3 separate regions of the Homo sapiens genome follow, and regions 2 and 3 are each linked to region 1. The links are chromatin loops, found by intact Hi-C in ENCODE. Cell type or tissue: dorsolateral prefrontal cortex. All regions are shown on one strand. Links, peaks and the distances in the headings refer to the core of each region. The heading gives the core; the rest is flanking DNA.

The links. Peaks named below come from ENCODE experiments on the same cell type or tissue, not always from the same donor. Only the 100,000 strongest peaks of a DNase experiment are listed, where the experiment ranks them.
Region 2: a loop joins it to region 1, with 4 times the contacts of the local background. A loop is called at or near these places in 4 of 110 quality-filtered maps.
Region 3: it touches region 1 in a loop (3-fold over the local background); 3 of 110 quality-filtered maps call a loop at or near these places.

What each region holds. Positions count from the first base shown.
Region 1 is chr11:131,366,937-131,374,947 of GRCh38, forward strand. NTM (neurotrimin) reads left to right here and starts at 3,679. Exons shown (of 9, transcript NM_001352005.2): 1 at 3,679-3,952. The coding sequence starts at 3,871. RefSeq lists an enhancer at 7,142-7,804. In dorsolateral prefrontal cortex, for the core only: CTCF peaks have their summits at 3,549 and 3,889; DNase peaks (open chromatin) are centred at 3,605 and 4,023; H3K4me3 peaks cover 2,338 bases; H3K27ac peaks cover 2,496 bases.
Region 2 is chr11:131,669,998-131,678,008 of GRCh38, forward strand. The region is part of intron 1 of NTM (neurotrimin); the gene reads left to right. Among named protein-coding and RNA genes, the nearest start is that of NTM-AS1, 10 kb to the left of the region's middle. RefSeq lists enhancers at 355-855, 4,018-4,312, 7,665-8,011 and a silencer at 518-731. In dorsolateral prefrontal cortex, for the core only: a CTCF peak has its summit at 4,156 (motif pointing left); DNase peaks (open chromatin) are centred at 4,164 and 4,498; H3K4me3 peaks cover 691 bases; H3K27ac peaks cover 2,552 bases.
Region 3 is chr11:131,241,984-131,249,994 of GRCh38, forward strand. No RefSeq gene overlaps it. Among named protein-coding and RNA genes, the nearest start is that of NTM, 120 kb to the right of the region's middle. RefSeq lists an enhancer at 4,065-4,710. In dorsolateral prefrontal cortex, for the core only: CTCF peaks have their summits at 4,796 (motif pointing right) and 5,000; a DNase peak (open chromatin) is centred at 4,808; H3K4me3 peaks cover 807 bases.

The sequences.
Region 1 (8,011 bases), core at 1,525-5,524:
GAGGATATATTTTGCCTCAATGAATGCACAGAGCATAATGCTGAAACTGCTCTGTCCAGGAGTCTTAGTTCCCAAGCACAGATAGCTTCTACCAATGACACATGGTAGACCACATCCATCTCAACTTGGTTAAAAACAGTAAAATTAATGAAAATTAGTTGATGGTTAGGATGTCTGGCTATGGTTGGGATGGGGGTGTAATTGCTATCCTGTTTCAGATGTGGAGTTGAAATGACTCAACCTAATCTCACAGCCCCTAGGGGACAGAACTGGGATTTGGACCCCAAGCAAAGCAGCCCTAAGTCCGTGCTCTCATTCAACAAGTCATGTCAGTGACGCCCAGTGTCTGTGCCTGCCAGGTACCAGACATGGTTACCTCACCTGTGTGCAGAAAGTAACTGCCAAGCATCATATTATGCTAAGGTTCATTTAAAAAATATTTTCAAGCTCTTCTTGCTATACAGAATGGTAGGATGGGGAATCTCAGACAAGTCACTAGAACCTCAAATATACTTGGTGTATTTCTAACTCTAGTTTTTAATTCATGGTATTCTCATCCAGCAACGTCCTTCCCTCTGCCTCAGATCTAGGATCAGAGTCACTCTCACGGTATTCATGACTCCCACCGTCTCCAAAGAACTTTACAAAACTATCATAGAAAATGACCACCTATTGTGTGCTGTCTGATGAAATTAATTATATGTACCAACCATTGGAAACTCAGTTAAGATTGAAAGCAGTATATGAGTCTTCCTGTAGTTTTGTATCAACATATGTATTGTTTTGTAATGTTTATTAATAATCTCATATGCTATTGAAAGCAACAAAAAGATTCTACGCTAGGATGCTTGATATCTATTTGAGTCCCTCACAGTATTTAGCACAGGATATTATTATTGAAGTTGATCTAAGATGAAAATGCTCAGGTTTAAATCCTGATTCCATTCCTTAACTGTTGTGTGGCTGTGGACAAGCTTTTTCTGAGCCTCAATGCCCTCATTTATAAAATGGGGATGATAATATCACCACTTCATAGGTTGTGATTATTTAATGAGAAAAATGCATGCAAAACACTGAGTATCATGTCTAGCACATTGCAAATAAATATCAATAAATATCAACTCCGATGATTAATTTCTTATTATCTGTACACACCTGGGAGCTTAATAAACATTGGTAACTGTATAGATTTATTACAGTTCAGGGTAAGGACATTTACAAATGTTATTGTCCACCTCTCCTGATTGGGACTAAAGACTTACCAGTGGCCCATGATCTTTATCATCGTTCTGGAGAGAAATGAAATGGTGGTGAAAGGAAGCCACCTTCCTTCTGCACTGCACTGTTATCACCTGCCGTCACAGTTGTTCCAAAGCATTTAATTACACATGTCACTATGCTGAGCACCGCACAAAAAGACTCATCTACAGATAAAATTCTTGTCCATTGGGAGCTCACGATATCAAGGACATTTTGATAGATATGTGAATTAGAACTTAATGGCAAGAAGAAAAAAAATACCAGTTAACATAAAACATCTTTAAAATGAGAAGGAGTATAATAAATTATTCCAGTTCTACAATTTTATAGACAAGAAGCCAAGGTTCACAGAGGTGAAAGGACCTGCCTGAGGTCCCTTAGTTGTGCAGAACTATGAGAAGGATCTTGAGGTCCCCAGATCTTGAGGTCCCAGGGCCCCTTCCTCTCAAGGTCACAAGATCCCACATTCCAGGCAGTGTTGTCCCTATTCATACACAACACAAGGTAAACTTGTGGGAGGCCAAGGCTGGAAGGACTGCTTGAGGCAAGGAGTTTGAAACCAGCCTGAGCAACATAGTGAGACTTCATCTCTACTATGTTGTAGAAAATTAAAAAAAAAAAAAAAATAGCTGGGCATAGTGGGTAAGGCAGGAGGGTTCCTTGAGCCCAGGAGTTCAAAGTTGCGGTGAGCTGTGATTGCACCACTGCACTCCAACCTGGGTGACGGGGCAAGAGTCTGTCAAAAACAAAAACAAAAAAGAAAGAAAAAAGAAAAAAGCCAAGGTAAATCGTACGTCTTAGACATGTGCAAAATGGCAGTGATGTTTTCATTTCACCTCTGTACACTAAAATACAAACAGACAATGAGTACTTTTCTTCTATGCAGTTTGAAAATACATGAACATTTTTATGGGGTTACAAGGAAGTATAATAATTAGCGGTGGAGTTCTAGAAGAATATTTTTAAAATGTGTGTCAAGGCATAGTAGGGGTATGAATGTGTCAGAATTAGCTAAGGAAGGTTCTGTGAGAAACTACATTTTCTTTTTCTTTTCTTTTTTTTTTTTTTTTTTCTTGAGACAGGGGCTGGCTCTGTCACCCAGACTGGATTGTAGTGGCGCCATCTTGGCTTACTGTGATCTCCGCCTCCCAGGCTCAAGCAATTCTCCTGCCTCAGCCACCCAAGTGGCTGGAACCACGGGTGCGCACCACCAAACCCAGATATTTTTAAGGAATTTTTTAGTAGAGATAGGGTTTCACCATGTTGCCCAGGCTGGTCTCGAATTCCTGAGCTCAGGCTACTGGCCTTCCTTGGCCTCCCAAAGTTGTGGGATTACAGGCGTGAGCCACAGTGCCCAGCCAGGAGCTACATTTTCTAGATTTTTTGTTCACATCCTCTAACTTGCTTCTCATAAGGGGAAGCCAAAGATTAGAATAAACTTCCAGGCCCTAGAATTAGACCTCTTAAGAAATCATTTATGTCCATTAGATTATTTCTGTTCGGTTTTTATTCTTTCCTATCACCAAGGAGGTTAATGTCTTCAACTGTCTGAGGAACTACACAAAGTTTACACTCAGAAAGCCCCTCCGCATGTCTACCCTGAATCTTTCTCGCTGCAGTTTAAATCACAGATGCTTCTATGATTGCTTTAGTGGATGTGGATTGACCAAGTCATGGGGAATAAACTCCTGCTTTGTTTTCTTTTGAAGAAGGTTCTCCATCTTCAGACTATAGAGCTTCTTCTCAAATACCAGGTACTTTGTACCTTTCCATTGTATCATATACACATGGATGAATTTAGGAAATTGACTTCTAAAAAGTGAATGAAAAAGAGGAGTAACATAGATGTTCTGAAACAGAAGTGACAGGAGGAGAAAATAGAAAGTTATTTACTATTTTCAAAGCAACTAAGTAGAAAGGTTGATGAAAGAGAGAAAAAAAAGCTGTCACTGAATGATATTTCCATTGGAGGGGAAAATAGGTACCAACAAATGAAAATTGCCTCATCTTTACAAGTTTCACTGAGCATGAAAATGTCCCTTTAAAATTTCCCATAAGCCATGGCTGGCTATGGGATTTTTCCAGTGCAAAGGGAATCTGAGTTCAGGAGGCCAGGGAATGCCAGGGGGAAAGGGATTTTCTGATACTCAGAAGACTCAGAGACTGTCAGTTTAAAAAATGAAAGTAATATAGAAGGGGCAAAGTGGCATTTATCATTCTATCTCTCCAGGCTCCTGTCTCTTTAATCAGCTAGCCTGATTTGCCCAGTAAATGATTCCTGAGAGTGTGTGTGCGTGTGTGTGTGTGTGTGTGCCCGCGCGCGTGTGTTGTAGCTCTGTCAATCCTTGGATTAGAACCAATGATTGCAGCTTGTAGGAGGGCTGTCCAGGGCCAGATTGTACAATGTGTCTCAGTGCCAGAGTATGAGTGGAGATAATTACGGAGAAGTCATACTCTCTCACACCCTCGGCTTTCTTGTTGTGTCCTTCAGCAAAACAGTGGATTTAAATCTCCTTGCACAAGCTTGAGAGCAACACAATCTATCAGGAAAGAAAGAAAGAAAAAAACCGAACCTGACAAAAAAGAAGAAAAAGAAGAAGAAAAAAAATCATGAAAACCATCCAGCCAAAAATGCACAATTCTATCTCTTGGGCAATCTTCACGGGGCTGGCTGCTCTGTGTCTCTTCCAAGGTAAGAGCTTGCTATTGATTTGCCTTCGGTAGACCCAGGAATTGTACAGTGTGCTTTATAAGATTTGCAGACTCCCCGAGTCGGCTGTGCTGCGCTGTTTGCAGGTGGAGGAGAGAGCGTTTAGACAGCATGGCTGGGACTTCATTCTCCCGACTAGGCTGTGAGAATATTGATTTGATTCTGGCTGCTACCGGAATGGGGGAATATGTATGTGCATAAGTAAAATGTGTTTGGTGCTCCTGTTAGGACTGTGCTTGTGTGCAAGGCTCCCTGGCTTCATGCACATTCTTGCACACATACACAACGGAGCACACATGTAAGCAGGGGGAAATGACAGATTCGGAGGGCAACAGGGTTGCTAATGTGTTGCTTATGCGACTGGGAAGAAATTACAAGAGGAAACTTTAAATATCGGCCAGCGAACTTGCAAAGCTTTTAAAAGGAGCAAAGGGGAAAATGCAGGCTAGAAAGAATCAGGTGCTTCCTGTGAGGTTCTGGTCAGCGATCCAGCTGCAAGGGATGAGTCAATTTGCAGCAGTGGGGGACAACTGTATTAGTTTTAAATGTGTTCGGGGGTGTGTTTGTGGCTGGGGTCGGAGGTGTGGAAGCGAGGGGAGCCGGGGCTCTGAAATTCTAAAAAGCTTTTCGAAGTTGAAGGGAGAGAGGCAATAAGAGTCGAATGCTAATTTTCTGTTTATTTATCGGCTGAGCCGGGAGCCCTGGGGGCTGCAGTTGAGTGCAAGCTTTGATGTCCCCAGTGCTGTGTTCTGTGCATTTGGAATCGGCCTCCACCTTGAGTCCATTTGCTGCACCGTGCCTCCCCACACCCCATCCCGGCTCTCACGTCTGTTCGTTCCAGCAACAGAATTATCCACTAATCTTCTTGCTCCCACCTGCCCTGTCCTTTGGGGTAACTAGTTTGCCTCTTTTATATTAAACACAGCTAAAACTCGTAAGGATCGAGACAAGCTGAGAAACTTTCCCAGGGTGGCCCAGCAGGGCTCCGGGAGGAGGAGCCCTCTCTTGGGAGGTGAGGCTCAGTCCTATGCAGTTGTATTCCCAGAGGAAAGTTCCCTCTGACCCGGTGAAAAACGATGGGGAGTCCCACCCCCTCGCCCTCTTCTCCCCCTGCAATATGGAGTTCTCCTGATCTGGACTGAGTCCTGAGCTGTAGTCCTGCTGGCTCTTCTCCGAGGTTAGGATTTAGGGATTGCTGCTGTCCTCTTGACATAGGTTGCAGTGGCTGCAGTGTGGATCCACGTAAGGTGGGCAGAGAGACCAGGCTGGAAGGATCAAATGTGTACACCCTTGACTGGGGCTCGATGAAGAAGGCAAGGGGTGGGGACAGGAGGGATCTGTGTCGGGTGATAAGGAAGTCCAAGGTGGTGAATCTTGCAGGGATGTCCATGATGTCGTCTGCTGCACCCAACCCCAGGAGGCATGGGCCTCAGGATTCCCTGCTGTCCCCTAGGGGCTTTGGTGGGTGTTTGAGTGAAGGGAATCAACTTGGAGGCATCCTCGATTGACTCCTCTTATATAATATGAAGCAGTATCAGTGTGTGTGTGTGTGCGTGCGTGTGTGTGCACCCCTGCTTGTTCTGGGTGCACAAGAATGAAGTGGGGAAGCTGAGTTCAGGATCGGGCAGTTTCGGAAAAGCAGTTTCTGTGGGGGTTGACAGCAAAAATGAAAACTAAGCAGGCAAGGGGTAGGGTGAGGGGTCAGAGGTAGGGAGAGGGAAGGTCCCAAGCCCTCAGTCATTTCTATCTGTCCCGAGATCCATGTCTCTTCTGCCTGTAACATCAAACTGGAGACAATGACCAAACTTCCACCATCAACAGCCCTGCTGGCTGCATGCCAGGAGCCCCAGGGCCATACTGAATTTACATATAAATTAGCATACGTGATTTTTTTTTTCATCAGAATAAATGCAGGGAAGCATAATATTTGCTCATACTTTGAATCATCTCTGAATAGATGAGTAGCAAAGTGGTGGTGCCAATTTCTCTAAGGTGCCATCTGACTTTGTGGTCTTGTTCCTAACTTGGGGTAGGGGTGGTGGCGACAGCACTATCTCAGACCTTATCACATTCTACCGAATCCGGAATTTCTCAAAAAGAATGATGGCCTTATTTGTGCTACCCTCACCCAGTCAGCCCTGAACAGGCTTCAGTGGTCGTAATAGAACAAGGTTGCCCAATTTTAACGCAGAACGACCCCCAAAGACCCGCATATTGCATGCCAGTCAGATGTGGCAAAGGTGATGTCTGTTTTCTCTTTCAGAGGAAGGAAGCTGAAGTCTGCCAGCTATCTCTTATCAAACTTGCAGAATTACTGAGGCAGCCCAGGTCTTGCCTGCAATAATCCACCCCTATTGCATTGACCCAGTGGGACTAGTTAGAATGCAGCACACATTCCAAGGCGATTTTTTCTTCTCCTCTGTTTTTGTTTTAAGCTGGTTCTTCCTAGAGCTGCTGCTTCCTGTGCCTCCTGCCTCTTGAAAAGGTGTCTGGTGCTAATGGCAGGTTAGGAACCCCTCCCTGACCTGCTCCTCCCCACAACCCAACCAGCAACCAAGATCCAGCTTAGGTAGGGAGGGGGGTTTCTGAGGGAATCAGCACTGATTAGTGACGCTGACAGGAGGGGGGATTAGCTCCCTGGGGCTCTGGCCCTAAGATACACCAGGGTTGATTAAGTGGAGGCATCTCGTTGCCGGGAGCAGACGCTACAGAACTGGATCAGGCGCTGTCCCTTGCAGAACACCCACCGCCCACCTTCTGCCACTGAGAGCCTCTGAAAGGAATGGCTGCTTGTGCTGCAGCTTCCTCTTTCTAGAAAACCGACCATTTCTCCTTCGAAGGATTATTGTTTCTTTTAACACCTTCAGATTTGCTTGGCTAGGTTCCTCTCTTACCTTTCTCATTTCCTCACCTCTCCTCACATCCCGCATCCGCTTAGCAGCTAGCCTGAGACACAGACAGGGCAGAGGAGAAGGAAAAGGTGCCTCGGCAAAGTTCACACTCCCCTTCGCGCAGCACCCGGGAGGTGGGCGGTGGGCGCCGTTCGGCTGGGCAGGCCGGCCAGGTTCCTGCCATGCACAGTACACACGTGGTGCCAGCAGCAGCTTGAGCTGGGCAATGCTTCTGATATTCAGGGGTGGCAGACGAGACCATAGCAATATCTACTGGCAAAGTGGAAACATCAGCCTGGGATGATGGGACCCTGGGCCTGACATAGGCATTGTGGGCTCTTGGAAGCATGGCAGTAAGGGGAGGGCGTCAGGGAGCCTCATCGAATGGAACCTGCCTGCCAGGCTTGGGGCTGCCAACTTGAGGCAAGTTCCTGGCAAGGCGTGCACAGTGGCACAAATGTAGCTCACCTCCGCCCTTTGTATTAGGAGGCCACCCCACCAATGGGGATGGCCGTCTGAGCATTCGCTCAAGCGTGCCTGGAGAGTGTCTGCCCTGGCCGGCAGGTCTCGCTGCATGAAGACCATTCTTGAAACTGCAGCTTTAGTTACCAGGCACAGAGCCTGGTCCTGGTCCTGATTCTTCCCTTTTTTGGTTCCCTTAAAGCCAAATATAAGCCCCCAGATCTCGTCTTATCAGCTGCAATGTACAGTCCCTGACTTCTGTTCTTTCTCAGTAACCTCCTTCCATAGCGCTGGTTTTAATTCAGGCGTCCTGCGTAGTGTCTTCAGGTGTGTCTCTTGGTTCCCTGCCTGAGGTGATAGGGTCTAGATTGCCTCCTGGCAGTTCCCTGGGTTCTGCTCTCTGCCTGCGTACTGTCTGCCAGGCTGATAGTGGCTCCTTTTCTTGATGGGCCAAACAACCTGGTGTTGATTTTAGCCAAAACTTGTCCCTTGGGATGAAGTGAGCTCTCTCAACATCCCAAGAAATGGCAGAATTTCTGAATCAATATGGGGCACATGATTCTGACGTGTACAGAAAACACATGCTGGAGAGATTTGTAATGCTCTTGCCATTCAATCATAGTAGAGGCACACTTTGGGTAGGATGAACAGGTCTGTGATTTGGCTTTTTTCCTAGTATTTTGGATTC
Region 2 (8,011 bases), core at 2,424-6,423, 300 kb after region 1:
GGCTGGGAGCTGCTTTTGTTTTGAAGGCTTTGTCGGTGTCTGACTGGCAACTCTTGGTAATGAGAGAAGAAAAAACAATTAATTGGAAATGAATTTTAATTGTCTCTGACTCCTCATTTGTAGGCTATTAAAATGAGTTCCCTATTAAAATATCACATCAGCTGCCTCACTCCAAGATAACAGAAGGCGCCCCAAAAGCTCTTCTCCTGCCACGTCCAGTACCCACTCCACCCTCATCCCCTTTGGCAAAAAGTGGGCTCGGAGGTTTTAAGCAAAATGAACCAAAGAAGGAAAAATAGAAAAAAATTGCTCTCAAATCTTTCCTTTCTTTCTTTCTTTCTTTCTCTCCCTCTCTCTCTTACTTTCTTCCTTCCTTCCTTCCTTTCTTTCTTTTTCTTTCTTTCTTCTTTCTTTCTTATACATTTATTTATTTTTGCTAAGGAATACATGTCTGCATTCATGTAGTATTCTGTGGCTGTCTGTTTCGTTCCCATTTCTGAGTGCTGTGGCAACGTGGGTTGGAAAGCAGGGCTCCGCTGGAGCTGGGCCTTCTCTGCCAGCTGCTCAGTCTCTACCTGGAATGGAGGCTGTAGTGGGGCTGGGGTGAGGCCAAGGGAAATGGACATGTGGTACTGGGGCAGGAGACAAGGCTAGGAGGCCTGACAGTCGAGGGCTAGGACTACTGTGTCCCCTTCTCCTCCCTGCCTCACTTGCTCCTCTACCCCACTGGGTCAGGGAGGTTCATTTCTCGACATGGATGCTGTCCGAGAGGCGTAGCCCTTCTTGGAGGCCTCAGATCTAGGCTAAAACCACCTCTGATGCTGCCCGGCGAGGTGGCTGTGTGATCAGAGCCAGCCCCTTCCCCTCTGCTCCCTCTGTGAGCAATCCTAGGTATTCACTCAGTAGATGCTAAAGGCCTGGGGCCCAGGAGGCTCCCAGGGAATGTGGCCCCCAGCCCCTTCTGAAAACAGACGTCCTTCCCTCTGCTTCACTGTCGGCAGAGGCTCCCCTCTTCCTCCTGCTCTGTCCTTTCTCACTCCATCCTCCCTTCTCTGTTTCCTGCCCCCATCATCTTTCTTCTGACCCTTCCTCCCAGCCCTGTTTCTCTCCAAGCAAAAGCGCCAGGAATTCCTGCCCAACAGGCTCTGCTCAAGAACTTGCTAGGAGGCTTTTGGCCCTTGCCTTTCTAGGTAAGGTCTGCACTCAGCAACTTTATGGATGCCAGGAGGGAGCCATTCCTATCTCCCCCAGGCAGAGGCATAATCAGCCTAGAAGGCCAGTTCCACCCCTAGCCTCCCTGGGGCGCTATCTGGCGTCTATACTCATCCTCCCCGCCCAACCCCATCACTGCACACTTTATTTATGGAAGGCCAGGGACACCTGTCTCCATCCTTCTACATTACCTGCATATTCACAGGATCCACCACAGCTCCTGCTTGCCTGGGCCTTGTCAGCTCTGGGCTTGCAGAGAATGTGGTTGAATCAGTGTTAGCCCTGGGCTGGCAGGGCCTACCGGTGGCTGCCCTCACCCTCCTCTGGGCTGGCAGGGCCTACCGGTGGCTACCCTCACCCTCCTCTGGAGCCCACGCTGGGCTGGGCATATCTGCGACTTGGCAGAGGTGGCAAATGGCTCAGAGCCCTGTGAGAACCACCAAGACTCAGCGGTATAGGAAGCAGACGCCTTGGGCTAATTCACAGGCCACTGGAGAGTGACAAAGCGCCCATCGACAGTGGTCGATCAAAGAAGTGGCATCGAAAGTGGCAAAGAGAAGTGTGTCCCCTGAGCTCGCCTCAGAGTAATGACCTGGACGCTGGTGGAGGCAATGATATTTGTTGGTTTGAGAGCTAAGGCCCCTCTGAAGGCCAAGTCAAGGTTTGGGGGCTCCAAACCTTGGACAGCAGCAGGTGCTTGGCTCCGGGACAAAGAGGCCTCTGTCCCGGCTCCACCTGAGAGCACTGGGCTGGCTGTTGGCTGCCCCCTGGCTGCACCGCCTCTCAGCAGCAGATGGCCAGGGGCCCGCAGCGTGCCCTCGCTGTGTTCCTCTCCACGTGCACATCCCTTTCTCTTTGTCTTTCTACACAAATTGCCTGTTTCTGGAGTGGACTCGGCTTTCCACACCATGGGTCCGGGAGGACCGGCCTTCTTGGCAGGTGTGGGAGGAACAAGCCTGCGTGGTGCTGTCCCTCCCTCCCCACCAGGAGCAGAGCAGCAAGGGGACCCTTGAACATTTCCCCTCTGGGGAGGCCTCAAAGCATAGCACAGGCCCGAATGCATTGAGGGTTCAGGCAGGGATGCCAGCGAGCCAGGCTTCTGGGGCCAGGTGAAGGCAGAGGCGGCGACTTGAGCAAATGAGCCTCCTTTGAAGGCACCGCACCCCCACCGAGGACACTGGGCCTGCTTCACGAAGCACGCGTGGGCGTGTTTGGATGAGCGCTGTGTGGCTCTGCAGCTCCGAGGAAACCGCATCAGACACCCCGACAGCTGGAGTGCCTCACCCTTTCAGTCTCCCTGGGATTCCAGGCCATTCTCTTCGGCCTGGCCTCTTCCTATTCACCCATCAGACCAGGCTCAAACCCACCTTGTCTTGTTCATGGTGCTGTAGGCTGGCATTAATTGTATGACAGAATGTTTATTCATATATATATTTTCCCACTAGACTCTGGTGCCAATAGGAAAGGGACACAATTCTACTTAGGTATTTAGTACTCCTGGTACATAGTAGGGCCTCTGTGGAGGCTTATGGAATTCAAATACCCATGGACCAGCCTTGGCCTCTTCTTTCTGGCCTTCAAAAGAAAGGCTTTGCGATAAGTTCTCCCTTAAAACAGAGAAGACCACGGTGCCGGGGTGGGGGTGGGGTGTGACCGTGTTCCTTGCCTATTTCCCTTACAACAGAGAAGACCACGGTGCCGGGGTGGGGGTGGGGTGTGACCGTGTTCCTTGCCTATTTCCCTTACAACAGAGAAGACCACGGTGCCGGGGTGGGGGTGGGGAGTGACCGTGTTCCTTGTCTATTTCCCTTAAAACAGAGAAGACCACGGTGCCGGGGTGGGGGTGGGGAGTGACCTCGTTCCTTGTCTATTTTAGGCTTTAGCCTAAAAATAGATGGGGATGGAGAGGGCTAGGGAGGGCAGGAGGGTCAGAAAACTCCTGAGGTTTCTGGTGGTAAATTGTGAGTACAACAATGGATCAAGAAGGTGACCCCAGAACCCTTGCTGTGTGCCCACTGGGGTACAGCTGGTGACCAGGAGGATGCTCAGGGCTGCCTGTGGGCTCCTGAGTGGAGAGACTTGAGGTTGACCAGTCCATTTCCACTAACTTTGTAGGATGCCTACCTTAGAGGACAAAGGAGGCTGGTGGCCTTCTCTGAGCAGGGCATTATGGTGGCCCCAAAAGGATCACAGGGCCCTTTCTGCCAGCCCCCAGGCCTGTACTTTGTAAGAACTGCAAATTGTGTCCTCATTGTCTGTGTGTATGTGTTTCAGTGTGTGTGTCTTTCTTCTTATCTCTTCATCATCTGGGTCACCTGCCCACCTCTGGACAAAGCTTGCATTTAAATATGGTGCCAGACAGTGACGTGATACAGTTAGCGGGTGATGCTTGCTGCTCTAATTTTGTCTGCTTTTGGGAACTCTGCAAAAATGCTCTTCCATCCCTCACTGGGAGCACTGCTGGACAAATGGTACTAAAGGGACCTGTACCTTGGGGGGCCCAGGTGACACCTGAGACCCTCTGTAGACAGCATGGCAGCCCTCCACTCTCTCGGCTCTCCTTCCTGAGGCTGGAGAACAGAGATCTCACGTTTGCAGAAGTCCTTTTAAAACAAAGTGCCAGAACAAGGATTTGACATCACCAGTGAGAAAAAATAAATTCATTTTTGCCCACACCTCCACTCCCCCGTCTGTTGGTGTCAGACTCTGATGGGTTGAAAGGCGGCACAAAGAGAAAGAGGGTAGGGAGATGATGGCAACTCGGGGAGATAATTGACTTCAGAAATGCTATGTCTTGGATGTAGGAAGAAAACAAGTGAAAATATGTTATTTTACAACCTTGATACTTCTGACCTCATGGAAAAAACATACACACACAGCGTAGGGTGAGCAGGTAGGCAGGAGGAAGGGTCCTAGCACGGGGTGCGGGCGCCCTCGCGTGGCCATGAGAAGTAGTGCCACACGCACACGTTCTCTTTCCCAGAGAAGCAGACGTGCTGCACAAGTGCTTGGCCACCGCCTACACTGAAACTGGAAAGAGCTCACTGAAAAGGAATGCAGTTCATAAAAAGTCTTCCTTCTCTACCCAAGACATTCTTGTCACTCCTAGGGCTGTCATTCTTGAAAAGGAGAGGCTGGTATAGTAGGAAGAAAGCTCAATCCTAAAGCTCAGTTTGGTGTTTGTGGCTTAGCGGCTGGACGTCCTTAGTGTGTCTTGGCTTGTCGCCTGTAAAGTGATCAGCATGACCTGGATGGTGCTTCTGCTTCCCTGCAGCTGGGATGCTCTGGCCTTGAGGATGCTGAAACACCAGAGAGCTGGCCACTCGCTGGTATCAGTCGGGCAAGCGAACTCTTTGTGTGGGATTGCTTCATTTCATTTGAAGTCATTCATTGCTATGATTGTAGTCTTTTTCTGGTTCCCATGAATCTGGTGTTGGCTCAGTGTAACAGAACCAGCCTTATTGTTCCCATTTGCAGTTACAAGAATATTGCCATTGTTATTTGCAAGCCTGATTTCCCTGTCTGGTTACCTGTAATGCTGCTTCTCTGAAATTCTCTGAAAGACAGAAAAACCTTCCCCGCGGGATATAGGTTATCAGGCACCTAAACTCATTGCAGCTCCAAGACATGCATGGATTAGGGACCAAGATGTGGGGCTCATAGTTTACAGAATTTGGTCTTATATTCTCCCTTTCATCTGGATCTTCATACAGCTACTCACTTGCTGCTAGAAAAGAAAGCTCCCAGTGTGCCAGATGGATTCCAAAGTCCCATTTCCTGCATTCATCCCACCATATTTGAAGACTCTTTTCTTTTCAAATGCTTAGCCCGGGTGAGCAGACCTCAACCTTCGCCTAGCACCCATCTTCCTGATCCTGCCTGAGCTTCCAGATCCCCAGTTCCATCTTTACTTTGGTTCTTGTATAAGACGAAGAGAGCATTTATCTTTTCTGTTTAAACCCTTGGGATATTTCTGTTTAGCAAGACAGCAATTTCGGGCAGCTACACTGTTTTATTAAGTATATTAAACAGCAGAGTAGCTCATCTGTTGTCGACTGGCTTTCTTGGCTCAAACCCAATATATCACGGGTGGTTTTCCCAACACATTTTTAAATTCTTATTACTGGCTAGGATATGATTTCACAAATGTTATTATAATAATTCATTAGTATCTTACATAACCAGTAATACAGACTGAACCTTTGCCAAATGCATTGTTATAACTTTTTGGAATGGTGGCCGCATTAATTAATCATTGCTTGTTGAGTGCCTACTATGAGCAAGAGAATTTGCATTTTTGTTCTTTCATTTCTCATGACAGCCCAATAAGGGAGGTAGGATTATCTCATTTTAACCAAAGGAGACTCTGAGGCCGAGGGAGGCTGAGCGGCTTACTCGAGTTCTCGCAGCTGCTATATCCTAGAGGAGACCAAATTCACACCCAGCTTGGACTCCAAAGCTTGTACATTTCTCATCATGTGACCCTCCACCCACAGACTGTCTGAGTACAAAATTCCACAGAGGGCCTTGACTTAGAAGACCCTCTGCCAGCATTTTGTCTGTGGTTTTGTGTGTCGTCTCAGATGAAGGTGACTCAAGACTTCAGGCAGAGGATGTTTTCCATTTAAATCCCCTAAAAGAAAATGGCCCTGTTTCTAGAAGAGAGAAAAGCCCAGACGTCTGCTTGACTTTGCTTCCAGGGGCAAGGACTGGGGTCCAGATCCATAATCTGGGAGAGTCTTTTATGGCTTTCACCTTTGGTGTTGAAGAGGACTGGCAAGCAAACCCCTTGGACCAATGGTTTCACCCTTGGAAACTTAGCTGGGTAGGTCCATGTCACCATGGGACTGGACTGACATTTAGCCAGATTTTGAAATGAGAGACTTGAACCTGAACCCTTGCTTTTCTCTTCTGGATAATTTGATTTTTAGCAAGAGGCTGTTGGAAGACACAAAGGTCCATTTTGTCTCAAAACAGGTGAACATAGGGAAGAGAAACTGAAAAGGGAGGCTTTGGGAGCACATAACTGTTTTCAGATATTTAAGTGCTGTTTGGTAGAAAAGGAATGAGATGTTTTCTGTATAATTACATAAAACAAAACCAAGACTGATGGACAGAAGTTATTTGGGAGCAATCTGTTCAATATAAAGGAAATTTTAAGGGTCTAAGCTACCCAAAGAAGTGAAGGGCTGCGTTGGAGTTTTTCTAGCACTGAGGGTGTGTGTATCTGTGTGTGTGTGTGTGTCTGTGCCTGTGTACATGCGTGTGCGGGGGTATGCCTGTGTGTGCGCATGCATGCGTGACTGTGAACCTGCATATGCACATAGTGGAGGGAGCACATAAGAGACAGAAGGTTTTATCAGACGACCTTCACAATTCCATATTTTCAGGAAGTCTATAATTAAATGTTTTAACATGGGCCTTCAGGCACCACAATTAGCCATTGGAGAGACAGATTTGCTCAAGAAGTCTGCCTGGTGCACTTTTTCTTCGTTGAAAATTTTAAACCTTCAAAAATGTAATAAAAGTAGTGTATTGAACAGCTTCCCTCCATATTTACTATGCACCTTCTAAGAACAAGGCGTCTTCTTCCACAGCCACAACACAAGGTATGAATTCCAGAGACTTAGCCCAGATCCACTTCAGCCTCTGGAGTAGTCTGAATAATGTCCGTTATTACAGTCGCCTCACGACGGACCTGTCCACTTAGCTGCGTTCTGTTGCCATATCTCTTTAGACTCTTCGTATCTGGAGCAGTGCTGTTGCCTTTGTCTTTCCTGACACTGACATTTTTGATGATGACAGACTGATTGGTAGTGTTGGGCACTTTTCAGATGTTGCCCAAATCACCAGCAGCTAGATCTGCCTCTGGCATCTAATACATATGGAAACCGCACGGTGGGATAGGAGGAACTCTGTGCCCTGGTGGCCTCAGGTCCCCGAGCCCTGCCCTGCTTGCAAGCACAACTTATGTGGGAGGCAGTGAGTGCCAGGAATGGATGCTCAAGGCCTGAAGTCTGTCCTGCCACTTCAGGCCATTTGAGTTTGCGCAGATCACCCGCCTCCCGTGGAGGTCCACTTCCTCTTCTCTGCAGTGAGGACCTTTCGTGGCAGTGTTGGGAATGACATGGCATATTACAGGTAGAAGTCCTTAATAAACTCTAGCAAAGTGCTAGACCAATGCAATCGTTTATTATTTATTTTTAACATATCAGCGAGGTGCCTGAAGCTAGAACTGCATAGTGAGATTGAAAAACTTGTGAGGAAAACTATGGGGAAAGATGAAAGCCAGGCTGGCCAGGCAGGACGGCTGCATACGCAGCCATACATGACCCTGAGCTCCTCTCCAGTTGTCAAGTGGTGATCCCTCTGTGCCCACTTCCAAAGCCTCTGGTACCAGCAATGTCCATGGCTTATTGAGCATTTACTGAGGGTCAAGCGCTTTGCCAAGAGAAGCCCAAATTCTCATAAGAACCCAGAAAGTTCCTATGAGCAATATGTTAAGATGCAGAGATAGAGTTTCAGAGAGGTTACGCCATTTGCTCAACCTCATGCAGTCAGGAAATGTCAGGACTGAACAGCACATTACCAGCGCCCTGCAGAGGCCTGGCATCCTTGTCCCCTCCACTCCTCCTATGCCATCCTTGGTGGCCCTATAACACAGAGCCTTGTGACACACAGCTGGTCAGCAAGCCCTACTATAAAGTCACAGGGTTGATTTGAATCTGCAAGTGATCAGCTCTCCTGAAGCAGGACCTTGTCTCTTCACTGATATGCAGATGTATGCTAATAGGCTCCA
Region 3 (8,011 bases), core at 2,424-6,423, 120 kb before region 1:
CCAGTTTAGTGGGGGAGGGCAGTGTTCTCAGACATGTAAGTATTAAAGTTCTTTTCTTTCTATATTTGTTATCTTCTGCTCCTTTAGCTGACTAGATGGAGCTCAAGTGGTTGGGCTTCTCAAGTGTCACTGAGTTAATATGAGTAATGTTCCCATCTGCATTCATTTCTGATTCCTGACGTCTTGACTGTTTCTTTCCTCTTTCTCTTCCTGCCAACATGATATAAGAAGATAGACATTTATTTCTAAACCAAAGTACCGAGAAATGACCCATGAAACTGTCTTAGGAGAGGTCACGTTTCAAAAAAGTAGTCTAGAATCCTGCCTGTCTCATTTTTGTCTGTCCTGATTTCCTTGCAGCCTGGGCATGCGCTAATTTGTTCTGCATTATCCTGTGACAACTCGGTTGCAAGGACAGAAAGTTAATTCTCTATGAGTCAGGTCTCCAGAGCTACGTAGTCAGGTAAAAAGTCCAATGGGTCTTCAGATAGGATATTTAAGGCCCAAATTGTATCACTTGCACTCACCCACTGCCCAGACCCACAGCCAGCACCAGCTTTCTTGAGTGGCCTGGGAGGGACAGTACCAAGATGACGCTGACTGTGATCAGACAGTTTAGCACTGGACCTCTTCTGGGCTACTTGGCCAAATTAAGGCCATTATCTTCCTTGTCCTTCTTTCATGAAGGCTGCTGAGCTCAGCTAAGTGGCCCTGGGACCCTGTGGAGAAGGCTGACAGTCTTCTTGATCTGCCAGGAAGCCTGGGAGAGACACATGTCTAGTTAATAATAGAATCAGCTACTTGACAAGGCTCTTTTAGTTTATTAGAGGGATGCCTCAGAAAACAGGTGGTTGGTACTAGGGAGGAAAAAAATGGGGGAGTAGTGTTTCTATTTTGCATATGGCATTGGCTTGTGAAGCTACTTCCACCCCTAATCCCTTTGACCCTTTTGTAGCTCAGCTGACCAACAGGGGAATACTTATTTATAGTGTCCCTTCCCCTCCTCTAACTGAGATCAATGCATTTTATTTAATTGGCGTCACCCCATCATATTAGAACATTTAGAATTTGTCTTTATGGCCTTCTTTATACCCCAGGAAGGGCTCTTGAGGGCAACGCAAAAGGGCAGCTTTGGGTGTTGAACGGGGTCTCCATTAATTTGGGATGAACTGAGTGTCAGAAAATTGAGTTTCAAGGGCAGCCTAGGAAACTTGTCAATTTCAAGCTGTCTGCTGTGGAGCCAAAGCATCCTTAGTTGCTGGATTTTGGAGGCTTGTTTACGTTGGTTTATGTAATAGCTACAGTCCCCCAGGTTGATTAAGTAATTTCTTCATTTAGAACATCCTAAATTGCATGACATTTGAGAGATTTCCTTGACCTTGTCAAGGGCAGATGCTCACTTTATTGCTTTTCCTTATTCTTTGCTTAAAGAAAACAGACTGCTTTCTCCCTCACGGCAACTAGAGGTGAGTGGAAATGACCACAGATGTTTTATGATTATCAAGCCCTTGCAGTTGTACGCCCTAAACTGGCTAATAGCTTCTCTCCTGTGTATTCTTGTTCTGTCTTCTGTAATTTTTCCTCCCATTTTCTTTCCAAGTCAAAATCTTTGCCCTTTATGTGAAGCATAATAATACTTAGCATTTATGCAACACTTTGCATTTTTAGGGTCCCGAATGATCAGTAATGAGCTAATCCACACATGGTGATGGTTGTGCAGCAGGCCAGCTGTTACCCCATTGCACAGATGAGAAAACCAAGGTCCCAGTACAGCAACTCCCAATTGAAAGCCAGGCAACCCTTGCACATCTGAGTCCCTGGCTTCAAGTGAAGGCTTCCTTCGCACTTGGCTCCCAGGAGTAAAATCGAGAGAGAAAGAGAAGGATCAGAAGTTAAATTTTCCCTACGTGCTTTCTTTATTAAAATTTAACCTGTTCCCATTTTCAACTATTTCTTTAATAACCTGCCTCAGCCATAGAGAATTCCAGTCCAGTTCAACAGGAAGCTGCCTGCATGCCACTTCCAGTGCCACCCATGACTTAATAAGCCCTTCCTTGCTCCTGTCACCAACGTCATCAATGGAAGTTGTACATGCTTCAGGACTCAGGACACATTCCTCCCCAGTGCCTCTTTCTTGTCTTCTTGGGCCGACAGCTGGCTGGTTATCACAATCATCTGAGTGCACCCACCTTCTAGGGCAGTCTCCTAGGCTATATTTGGTTAGCTTATTTATGAGGATGTCACATAGGCAGAATCAACAACCTTCCTGTTCTTGAGCTCTAATATGTTTATTGTGTCATCACTTCTACAAGAATCATCTTCCTCTTTGAGACAGGAGTAACCTGGGTGGGTCAGACACAATGTGCTTCTTTCAAAGCCACACTGGTATTTCCCAGCACTCTGCGGTTTGTCTGTCTCCCAATTGATTCTCTTTTGATTTGCCCTGAGAGTCTTTCTCATAGGAAAATCAGGTTTTGTTATCAATCTCTAACTTTCCAAGTCGCCTTCCTGCCTTTTTAAAACATACATTGCATTTATTTGTTTCTTGTGTTTGGAAACCTTATCCAGTCCTTCATGAATTCTCAAAAACAGGATTTGTTGAAACTACAATTCCATCAGTCAGTTTTTAATGACATGTCCACTAAGTTATAAGACTGTGGATGGCAAGGACAATATTTTATTTGATTTTTAAAAAAATTCTCCATGGTGCTGAATACTATGCCCTGGCAGATTAACAGGTGCTTAAAACCTGTGTGAAATGCATCTGCCCAGCCCTGTAAGATTCTAGGTCCTCTGGGAAATACTACAAAATATATTATCTTGTCCAACCTTCTAGGAATTTTCAATTTAGGTGGGCAAGCGAGTCTTACATCCATGAAACTTTTAGAAAATAGTAAATGACAATATGATCAAGGGCCAGAATGGACAATAAAGACTGTGTGTATAATGCTCCAGTAAGTAAGATAATTAACAATGGGATCTTATAGGTGGCTAAACTGGCAATGTACTCCAAATGCAGCTGCAGGCATTGGAGGGTGGGCCTCGATCTGGGCTTTGGAGTCAGACAGATTTGGATTTAAATCTGAGGCTTCTGCAATCAAGTAGCTGTGTGATTCGGACAAGTTGCTTAACCCTTGTAAGCCTTGGGTTACTTATCTGTCATATAGGAATAATCCTACTTCTAATAATGCATTCCTATGAGGATGTAAACTCCAACAGGAAAGAGAGTGCTGTCTCTTTTGTTCACTGCTCTACTCCTATTGGCTAGAAGACCAATGACCATTTGTTGATGCAATCAACCTCACCAGGTTTTCATTAGTTTAGGCAATATACATAAATTAAAAGTTGAATGCAGTGCTGAGCATAATATGTGCTCAATACAATTTTAAAATCATTATTGTAGCTTCACTTGGGTTTGGCAGTACTTAACCTTCTGGCCATGTAATCCTTGAGTTCTGTTTCCTGTAGCAATGAGCCCATAGCAATGAACCTAAGTGCTGATATTCTAAAAGAATATCAGGTCTGTAGAAAGCTGTCCGTATATTCTGACCTGCTTTGTGTATTTCTTCAATTACTTCGCCTTACTATTGTATCTTCATTTGTTTGTTTAAATCTTTTGAATCTGGATTTCTTTGTTATTTTCCTCCAGATTTTGTGACTCACTTGAATCATGTCTTTTTCCATTGCCTCTCTGGCATCTTGATAGTTGTAGGTGATTTTCTTATGAAAGACCAGTGCCCACTGTGAGGCCATGGGACACAGCCCGAAGCCCTTTAGCTCCTGGATAACTAGCTAATAGTTCCCTAGAAGGAATGCCCTCAGGCTTCCTGAGGACTGGAATGACTCCTTGGCAGAGGTGAAGCATTTTTTAATCTATCTGAGTTATTTAAAGTTTAAGACAGGGATAACCTACACGAGAGACTATTTTCTTGAAGAATACAGACTTGGGGTCCAGGCTCTGCTATTTGCTAGATTTACAACTTTGGAGAAATTAACCTCTTTGGTTTTCCATTTCTTTTTCAGTTAAACTGTGGTGAAAAAATACCTATCAAATAGGGTTATGGTGAGTGTTAAGAAAACCGATGTGTGCAAAGCACATATATATTTTGTTTTTATTTTTATTTTGTCTGTTTCATGTTTTCAGAAACCATGATCAAAGCATTCATAAGTTCTCCAAAAGGGTTCCATTGGTCCTCAAAGCACTTTTCACACATAAAGAGGAGGATGCTCAAAGAACTAATTTCTTGCAACTGACCTCTAAGTGTGGCTAGTACTTTCAGGCACTGCAGGGGGCTGGCTGCTGTAAAGGATACCAAAGACTGTGGAATTCACACTCTAAGGAGCCAAGACTAACAGGAATACACGAGACTACAGTGAGCAGCACAGATAGCAGTTAATGAGAGCTCAATTAGGTGGTGCAAAAACCTAAGTGCTGAGAGGAAGGTCAATGACAGCTGGGTGCGCTAGAAAGGGTTTGACTGCAGATGCTCTGCAGGCTTCCCCAGCCCTTGAAAAAGTACACTTGAGGGAGGAGATAGGATGAGGCTTTTGTTGGCAGCGTACTGAAAAAAAAAAAAAAAAAGATTTTCTTGGAATCAGCCCCACCAGATGACTTAGGGATACTATAAAAATGAGGCCATACTCGCTACCTGGAAGTCAAGAGACCTCAGCAGCCCAGGAGAAGGCCATGGTGGGAGCACACGAAGATTAAGCTGGGACCACCTGTAGTGGCAAAAATCAATACCTAACACTCAATGCCCAGATGCAGATGGGGTTCTGGCCGTCAGGGGGCACTGTAGCAGAAGCCCTGGAGCCCCAGCTGTGCGTAGTCAGGGCCACTGCGTTTCAGGACTCCAGGGAGTGCCGTTCCCGTCGCGTACACTGGGAAGGTGCCACCTAAAGTCGGCACAAAGTGGCGGCCCCGAGTGTAGCTCATCCTGCATGATAGTGTCTTCTCCAGTCAATATAAACCCTGGGAAGATGCCACGTGTAGTGAAATATTCCTGCAAACTCTATCGACACATGTCAGTTTTCCTCGATCAGCACAAGAGGAGTGTTCAATAAAACAGCGTATAAGGTTAATTACCAGGGCATTCCACATAGTGCGATCACTTTGTTAGTATCACAACCTTTTATATGTCATGTGTGACAACACTGCAAAGTGGTTTGTACTGTTCATTAATTGTAACTTGGAACTTCCTTCATTTGAAAGTGGTCATTTATAGGCACACGTCCTCCAGATCCTGAGTAGGTGGAGATTGTTTTAAAAGGGGGATGGGGGTGACAGTTTCCCCACCTGTCTTCACTAACATGCTTGCTTTTTAATTTTTTTCTTTCTTCCTTCTCTTTTGTCTTTATCCTTCGCTTTCTTTCTCCTTTCCTTCTTCCTTCTGTTGACAAAGGTGAAATGAGTAAGATGCCTTTTAAGGAGCTCTGGGTGAGTGCACTACCTTCTACTCTAGAAAAATAGAATGAAAATGGGCTGGCTGCAGAAACCAGGAACTTGTCTGATCCCTACGTGTATTATTCCCTTTTCCTTGTTCTATGCTATTTCTCATGCTGCCTTTGTGCTTTTGATTCCTGACTTTTTTTTATGGATTTTGTATATGCTGGAATTCAGAGGCTTTCAACATTTTTTTGACTGAAGCCCTGTATGAAATAGATTTTATAGCTTCAGCTCAGAACACACACAGAACTATACACTCACATACTCACATAACAAACAAAAGAATCACTGAATAACATTTAATCTTAAGATGGAGGATGTACTCTGACATTTTATATTCTAATCTGTCTTTTCCTATTTTATTTCATCTATTCAATTTCACTTACAAAAACACTCAACCATAGCTCACTAGATTTATTTCATAGCTAATTAATGGATCATAATTGATAATTTGAAAAACTGTTTTAAATGATTATTAACTCCTGAATTACTCCTGTCTCTTAGTGGTCTTTCATTCCTACCCAATTTCAGCATATGCTTGATTGGATTATTTTCTTGAAATCCAAATGGTGACACCGATAGCATAGATTAAAGAGCAGATAAAAAAATACAAAAGAGCATGCAAACAAGTTTGAAGTACATTAAGTTGGTCTAAAAAGCTTGAAATCTCACATTTTATTCAATATTTTAAAAGGTTTTTCCTTATAGTATTGTAATCTCTACCTGTATGTGAAGAAAATCCTGACAGGCTCATGACATTTTTGCTCACTGTTAAGCAGGTATACACACTGGCCAGTCAGAATGAACACAGGCAGTAGGCAATCTCTGTGACAGTACTGTGGCTGGCTGGTTCAATACCAGATTAGTTCTTAAGCAACAGATCTTCTATTTAAGTTACAAATGCAATCTGAGTTTGGAAATTAGAATATGCAGTCTAGGATTTTCATCACCATTCTGAACTGAATTTAACATTAAATCAACCCTGCACCAGTGTGACAGTAACCTTCCTCCCAACCCCCTTGGAACTTGAAGACAGCCTCTGATGGGGCTGGGCAGAGGAACCTAGGAGGAAGGATGGTCACAGGAATAGGGGCGTCCTTCCCTTCCCCGTAGAGCAATCAGGCCCTGGCAGCTGAGGAAAGGTGCATGTTCATGGCAAAACAACAATATGAGGTCCCACGGATCCTCCTTGCCATTGTATTTCTCTCACACTCTGGCGGGAGCCTTCTTGGGCAAGACTCAAAGGAGGTCAGGCCCAGCTCTCTTGCTCTGGCATGGCCATGCCTGAGTGTAGGAAGCATTGCTCACTCAGATTAACTGGGAGTGCAGGCTAATTGGGGCCACCTTCCTATTCCACCTTTCCCTGTGAGTCAGGTTCTGGCCACTTGCCCTGACACTGACCACTAGAAACTCAGCCTTACAACCTCTCTTGGGAAAAGAAGGAAGCTCCTCCACCCACTACCCCCAGGGGCTGAGTCTGAAAGCACAGTGATAGCTATTGGTAAAGGAAAACCCATCATATCCTCCCTTGACCCTTTATGTCCTGAAAGCAGGAAAAGTGTAGCACTGTACAGAGTTTTTATTAATTTCCTTGTGTAATCTACACTGTCTGACCACTTACTTTGGAATTTTCTACCTACTGCATCTTGGCATCTCTGCTATAACTTCAATTTTTCTATCTTGTCATTCTGTGAAGAGCATTTAAAGTTACATGTGACTATGAAGAAAACATAACGGAATTTTTTGGGGCATTGTAACTCTTTGTATTATTGTAAGCCAGGTCAAATTAATTAATTTCAAATTCGTCAATTGCATTTGCATCACTTAATTATATCTTTCTTGACAATAGATCTGTTGTATTTTTTTCTTTACAAAATTCATGTAAACTTGTTTCAGAATAATCCTTTTATATTTAGGATTCACTACTAAAATAACAGCAAAATGAAATCTGCAGCTCACTCTTTTCAGTCTTCACAAATGAAATCTTAAAGTAGATATTCCAAAAAAGGAGACTGGGTAGCCTTCTGCTCAGTTACCATAATGGGACTTGGAGGGTCAGGGAAGTTCAAGATAAAAATCCCCACTCCCAAATTATTTGCCACACCCAACTTCGTCAAGCTAAGTATGAAGTAAGGGGAGGAAAAGGGAAGGCAGCTGCCAGTCATTGCAAGCTGTCATAACGAAGTACCATAAACTGGGTGGCTTATGAACAACTAACAGTTATCTCTCACACTTCTGAAGGCTGGAAGTCCAAGATCAAGGGGCCAGCAGACTCTGTTCTGATGAGGGTCCATTTCTTGCTTCTTGGTTTAGACATCCGTCTTCTCACAGCATCCTTACCTGGCAAAAGAGGATCAGAGAGCTTTCTGGGGTCTCTTTTATAAGGGGACTAATCCTATTCCTAAGTTCTCCACCCTCATGCTCTAATCACCTCCCAAAGGCCCCACCTCCATCACACTGGAGGTCATAATTCAACACATGAATTTTGAGGGAGACACAAACATTCAGTTCATAACACAGCCAAGTTAAGCCATAAAGTCAGGAAAATAAAGGACCCACCATGGT